Linked DNA regions of Mus musculus: region 2 is linked to region 1. The links are chromatin contacts, found by Hi-C or POLR2A ChIA-PET in ENCODE. All regions are on one chromosome and are shown on one strand. The core of a region is the stretch at or near the end of the contact, and the rest is flanking DNA. Distances in the headings are between cores, read along the strand shown.

Region 1 (3,247 bases), core at 506-3,005:
TCAGGGATGGCATCACCCACAATGGGTCCTACCCCCTTGATCACCAACTGAGAAAATGCCCCACAGCCTGATCTCTAGGAGGCATTTCCCAAACTGAAGCTCCTTTCTCTGTGATAACTCCAGCTTGTGTCAAGTTGACACCCAAAACCAGCCAGTACACATTACCATCTGAAAAACATCCTTTCAAATCTATATCATCTCTTTCAATGCTAAACAACTTAAGTTTGCTTGTGAGACTATAATTAGTCTTCAACCCCATCAAATATCCAAGATCCTCGTATTTAACCCGGGAGTGTCTCCTGGCACAAGAAACTGACAAGGACTGTAACTGAGGGGATGGTACAGAGACACTGTCCTTGTACCGAAGATCTCACTGTCTCCCTTTCTGAGGTCTGACTTCAGGTGGTGGCACTTCTGACTCCTTAATGTTCATAGAATTTATAGACAGTCTCTTTCCCCTGTTCAGGTCAGACATGTGTTCATCTGATCTGAACCTACTGGGGTTAATTAAGTTGAGATATGGTCTGTGACTTCCACTTCAGTCATCTTCAACAATTCTGAGGGGAGTTTATTTGTCCCTCTGTGGCTCAGAGGCTCCAATGATCCTGGTGGCTGCTTAACCTGTGTAGTGGTTTGAATGAGAACTGCCCCAGTAGGCTTGTGTTTGAATGTTACATCCCAGTTGGTGGAACTGTTTGGTAAGGACTTATGTGAGGAGGTGCATTGTTGGGTGTGGGCTTTGAGGTTTCAAAAGTCCGTACCATTGGACTTACCTCTCTGCCTTGTCCTTTGGGGCTGAACATATAAGCTCTCAGCTTCCACGTTAGCACTGCCTGCCTGCTCCCATTCTCTCTGATGCGATGGTCAGGAACTCACCCTCTGAGACTGTAAACAAGCCTACAAATCAAACACTTTCTTTTATAAGTTGCCTTGGTAATGGTATCTCTTCACAGCAACAGAAAAGTAACCAAGACAGTCCCTGAATCAGGATTGTGGCTGGAGGTTCTCAGCGCAGCCACTACATCCCGAGTGTTTCACACTGACCAGCTGAAGTTGCCAGAAATATGCCAGAAGTGAGATCTTTGGCGTAGAAACTGCAGAAAGGCTAGGTAATTGCTAAGTTTGGGTTGTTAAGAAAAATTACAGAACTGAACCTCTAATGATCAGAGTTCAAGCCCAGAACCCATCTAAAATGTGGAGAGAATCAGTTCCCTAGAAGTTGTCCTTTGACTGACCTTTACATCTATCTGTGCACTGGCAATTATACACCAGAGAGACAGTCAAATTTAAAAGAATAAAACTCCAGAACTCCGATTGTTTATTGCAGGGGGGGTAGAATTTTGTGACAAGGTATTAACTCTGTAGCCCAGTCTTGCCCCGAACTCGCTACATAGCCCAGGCTGGTCTCCAGCTCGCTGCAATCCTCCTGCCTCCATCTCTCAAACTCTGGGGTTACAATGTGAGACATCACTTTCGGCTTTTTATTTTTATTTATTTATTTTGTCGTTATCCATATCCTTTACTTTCTGTCTTTCAACTGCCACACATGCGGGAAGTTTCCACTCCTTGGCCCCTCAAAGCAACGGGGGACAAAGCGATGCTAAGCATCTGGAAGAGATAAGCCTGCTCAGCTAGGCTCTCGCGGGAGCCCGTAGGCTCCCCTGGTCCCCGCCACCGCCGGCCACGTGATCTCCCGGCCCGCAGGCCCCGCCCCTGGGCGCTTAGAGGCCACGTCGACGGTGGCGGGGAGGGGCGACGGATGGCGCGCGTGCGTGCGTGCCCCGCCCCTCCACCGCGGCCCGGATGAAGAGTAACGCCATTACCGCCAGAGCCTCCGAGAGCCCTAGCGGACCCGCACCGGACGCTGACCGGCCGTACCATGAGACTCCTCCCCCGCCTGCTGCTGCTGTTCCTGCTGGCCTTTCCCGCCGCCGTGCTGCTCCGAGGCGGCCCCGGAGGTGAGAGACGCGGGGCTGGGTTGGGGACCGCGGCCGACCCCCGGCCCGGCTCTCGTGGGCCATGCTATCCCCCGCCCCGGGACCCCCCGCAGCTCGGCGTCCTCAGCGAGCGCGGGCCCGAAGCCCGCGGTCCGCAGGACCCACGCCAGGGTCGGCCTCGCTTCTCCGCCCGCGCTCGCCGCGGGCCGCCCGTCCCCAAGCTCTGCGCTGACGTGTCGCTAGCCACACGCCGGCGCGCCTCCATTCATTCGCCCACTGTAGATTCTTCTCCTCGGCGCGTGGATCGTGTTCGCCCGGCCCCCTCGCTCGCCCATCGCGGTCTGTGTGGACCGCGAGGCTCGGTGTCCAAATCCGTCCCCTTCCTCCGGCTGCTTGTCAGCCGCTACCGTAGAGTATGGCCGGATGGCCTCCTCCTTCCTTTTCTAATTTCTCTCCCCTCCCCTCCCTTTTCCAGCCAGTTTTTGCTGGTTGAAAATATGCTGCGAAAAAGTTATTTCGAGCTTTGTAAGTTTATTCTTTCCAACGATTGACCTGGGCTAAAAACTTGGCAGAATGTAAAAACGTAGAAACTTGTTCCCCCTTGCCCGCCATGTCCATTAATTTTGCTAGTTTATAAAAACAACTAGTTTGAGTGGTCACCAGAAAGAATTCCTTTTCTTTCTCTAAGTTTCTGTGGCCCAGGGCATGAGAAATAACGAGCCATGTTATGAACTCTTTGGCCAAGCACACAGAAGTGCTTGGCTTCTACTTAGTAACTAGTATGACTTTGAATTATAGCTGTTAGGGATTTTGGCTTGGGAGTGTGGTGGTGGGGACATAAGACAGATGTTGAGACCGAGTCTCATGTAGGTAACCCTGGCTGCGTTGTAAGTTGGTGCCCTAGCTAGCACGTCCTTGAACTTATGATCCTTGTGCCTGTACCTCTGGGGTGCTGGGTTTCAGGGTGTCACCACACCCCGTGGATGAAGTGGTGGGGATGAACCCAGGGCTTCCATCGTGCCAGGCATGCAAGGCACATATGCACACTACAACCTTAGACCATTGGGGTTTTCTTTCTTTCTTTAAATCTGGCTTTTGATAAATTACCTGTAAACTATGAATGAACTGTTTTAACTCGGGAAAGTAAAAAGACTTAAAAAAATCATGGTTTTAAAGATAGTGTTTTCTCTTGGGCTTTGCACATGTGGCTGTTCCCACATTTTCCCTCGCTGCTGGATTGCCACATCATCGCTCCCCGAGAAGTGGTAATAAGAACTGCTTGAACTTTAAAGGGCTTTGTAGAGTTTTGC
Region 2 (3,247 bases), core at 333-2,832, 43 kb before region 1:
CCCTACTTACCCTCTATTTACCATATGTTATTGATCACTCATTTTTTTCCTTTGTACTATTCACCAATTTTAATTCAAATAATTTACCTCGTGTGAATATCTATCTCCCCTAGCAGAGGCCAACCCCTGTGGCAATCAAAACGGTAGTCACCAATATTTCCCTACCACTCGATCTGACACACAGAGTGGTCAATATATATACTTATCACAACCGCTCACAATTGATGAATAAAATCTTCCTGACTATAAGGTACGCAAAACTCTTTGTTGTTTCAAAATGGCTATGTGTAAATTCTCTTTTCTTTTGAACGGGAAGTTTTCCGTCACTGCTTGCTTTTGGACCTCACATCCAATTTCACCACAAAACCTCAACACTGCTACCTCGAAGTCGTTCTACGACAGCAGCTCTAGGAGCCATCCGGTTTGAAGCTGGTTATTTATTTATTTACTGATTCTCTGCTCCACTCCTCTCTACGAACATCTTCTACATGACTCACCAGTTCCTTTAATTCATAAATCAAATGACGGATGCTCTGTCGCTGCAAAAGCCCTCCTCTGGCCTGTAAGACCTGAACAGGATCTTAACTCCTCACAGTCACTTGGAAGGCTCGACCTGGCTGGCCTCCCTTTTTTGCCTCAATTCTCTCCGCTACGCTGTAGGTGCTAGCCTCTTGGTTTGCCCTCCTTTCCAAAAAGACAGTAGTGACTTGATTTGTCTTGTTCATCATACTCGCAGAGGTAAAACTTTTGCTCACTGTGTATGGAAGCCTGTATGAAGAAAAGAAAGGAAAAAAAAAAGGCCCACCTTCCTCAGTGGTCCCCAACTCTTGCTTCTCTGCTAAACGTCCCGGGACCCACTGACAGGTAGGTAGCTTTCACAAGCTGCTCACCCCGAGAAAAATCCAAAGCCGTCAGCTGTCAGCTCCCCGAGCCCAATGTGGAGCTGGCGGAATCGGAGGAGTCCCTGTGTCACCACCGGCCGCCTACCTGTCTGAGGAATCCGCGTCGTCAAATTGCCCGGGGACCACCGAAGCCATCCTGTCCAGACTGCAGTCCATGGCTAGGGGTGTGAGCCTTCGGCGCCCCTGAGGCCGCGATCGGAAGAGCCTGCTTCCCACCTAGAGGATCCAAACGCGTCTCCGCGATTCCCGCCCCTCAAATCCCTCGGCAACCGCCAGGCCCAAGAAGGCAACGACCAGGCGCCACCGGGGTGTCAGGATACAGGGTTTCGGCAAACGCGGCCACCAACAGGCCGGAAGTGCAACGCCGGAAGTATGCCACCAGCAGGGCCTCTCCAAACCCTAGTGCCCTCAGGGAGCATGCGCGTGACGGTGGCCGGGAAAGACCAATCCGCGATGTGAAGTGGGCGTGGTGCGTTGTTTGTAGCGTGGGATGTGTAGCTCTTGTTGCTCCCCAGCCTTTCGTTCTTGCTCCACCATGGCGTTTACGGTCATAGGAAGTCAGCCTGTTTTTTTTTTCCTCCGGCTGCTCCTGAAGACTTGCGTCCTCTGACCTTCTTCCTCTGGACCCAGGTGCGGTCCGGAGGACGTCACACTGGGGCGTTCGAGCGCCCTGCGACGCACCAGTTGGTGCCCTCGGTGGGGACGGTTGGAAGGTGTTCTCCCTCCCGCGGAGCCGGTGTGCCGGGAGGAAACCCGGAATCCTTAGCCTGAGTCACAGAAGCTCGATGGATCATGGAAGTGAGCACACTTTTGCTCTCTAGAAACGTTGGTGCGTTGTTTTGAGATGCAATGATACAAGTGGTTGGTTTTTGTTGTTTTTTTTTTTTTAAGTTGGGAAGTTCAAGGTTTTTTTTTGCGTTTGGCAGGAACTCTTGTGACACCTCTTTCTGCCTTTATTAAATGTTAAAATGTTAAGTATTATCTAGCGCGCGCTTGTGTATGCGTGCTCCGTGAGTGAAGTTCAGAGAATAACTTGAGGGCTTACTCCTTCCACCTTGGGCTCCGGGAACCGAACTCTGGTCGTCCGCGCTTTTTCCTGTTCAGCCATCTCACAAGCCCTCATTATCTTCAAACGGTTTTAACTCAAGCCGAGCGGTGGTGGCACACGCCTTTAATCCCATCCCTTGGGAGGCAGAGGCAGGCGGATCTCTTGAGTTTGAGGCCAACCTGTTGACAGGAGGGGCTACACAGAGAGACCCTGTTTCCTCGAAGAAGAAGAAAAAGAAAAGAAAAAAAAAAACAAACAAACAAACAATGGATTTAGGTAGAATGGCTAACCAAGCCTGGGTGGTGGTGGCTTGGTTCAGCACCTGGTTGGGCCAGTCACAACTACTATAATTCCGGTTCCAGAGGATCCTACACACACATGGCACGGGTATACTAAACAGGCACATACATTTTTTAAAGTGTAGTTGCAAGTCACAGGCCCATGGAAAAGAAACATTTTGCGTTTGGAAAGTGATTTAAGGCACTAACACATCCCTGTCATCGAACAGGTAGTGTTTATTTGCAGGACGGGAAAGGTGAGCCCAAGGTTGAGTCCTCCAGCAGCCCTGCCTAGCTTCCTTAGCCTACTTGGTTTTTTACAGTTTACCAAATGATGACATCGATTTGAAAACGTCTTCAGTAAATAAGTAATCTAACAAAGTCATCCAGGCAGACAGGTACTAAGGATAGACTGAGACAATCTGATAATATGCCACTAGAATGGGGGGTATTTTCAGCCTGTGTTTTAACTGTGTAGACCAGAGTTTCTTAACTAAAGATCATGGCCCCATAATGGGGTGGGGAGAGTCATGATAAATTCTCCACACCCAAAACTTGATTCATAATTTAAACGGTGGGGTGAATCTGACAAATTTCGGGCAATATTCACCCATGATAACTTCACACAGCTTTCACTGTTCTCACCACTATACCAACTCACAGCAGCAAACTGCCTGAAATACCTCTGTTCAGATTTGAAACTTATATGTTCCTGTTAGGGTCCAAGAATAGCTGAAGGAAGACCCCAGACTCAAATAGGATGCACAGGCAAGAAGAGTGTTTACTGAAGAAATTACCAGCATTCAGGGGCCAACCATTTATCAAAACGGCAACCACCTGAGGGGCTCATGGACCCCTTTAATGGAGGGCTAAGAGAATTTTCCAGAAGGATTAGGTAACCTCCAATAGGGGGGCAACGCAGTAACATTAGTACAATTCTGATTGGTTGTTAACCTAGTTTCATTGTAATTGCTGAGACCAAAGAATTTTGGAAACCAGCTCTGTTCTGGCCTTGTTAT

What was found. A loop is a pair of places that touch in the nucleus more often than their neighbours do. ChIA-PET counts read pairs that join two places held with the same protein, here RNA polymerase II (POLR2A).
Region 2: a map of heart shows a loop between it and region 1 (6-fold over the local background). The contact joins the promoter of Cage1 here to the promoter of Ssr1 in region 1. A Hi-C loop is called at or near these places in 21 of 37 maps with a recorded cell type or tissue (CH12.LX, T-helper 1 cell, T-helper 17 cell and 7 more). POLR2A ChIA-PET finds 5 or more read pairs at or near these places in 2 of 5 experiments (Patski and embryonic stem cell).

The regions. Positions count from the first base shown.
Region 1 is chr13:37,992,716-37,995,962 of GRCm38, reverse strand. It overlaps Ssr1 (signal sequence receptor, alpha), which reads left to right and starts at 1,755. Exons shown (of 8, transcript NM_025965.4): 1 at 1,755-1,958. The coding sequence starts at 1,880.
Region 2 is chr13:38,035,272-38,038,518 of GRCm38, reverse strand. It overlaps Cage1 (cancer antigen 1), which reads left to right and starts at 1,582. Exons shown (of 13, transcript NM_027724.2): 1 at 1,582-1,700. It overlaps Riok1 (RIO kinase 1), which reads right to left and starts at 1,530. Exons shown (of 17, transcript NM_024242.3): 1 at 988-1,530. The coding sequence starts at 1,058.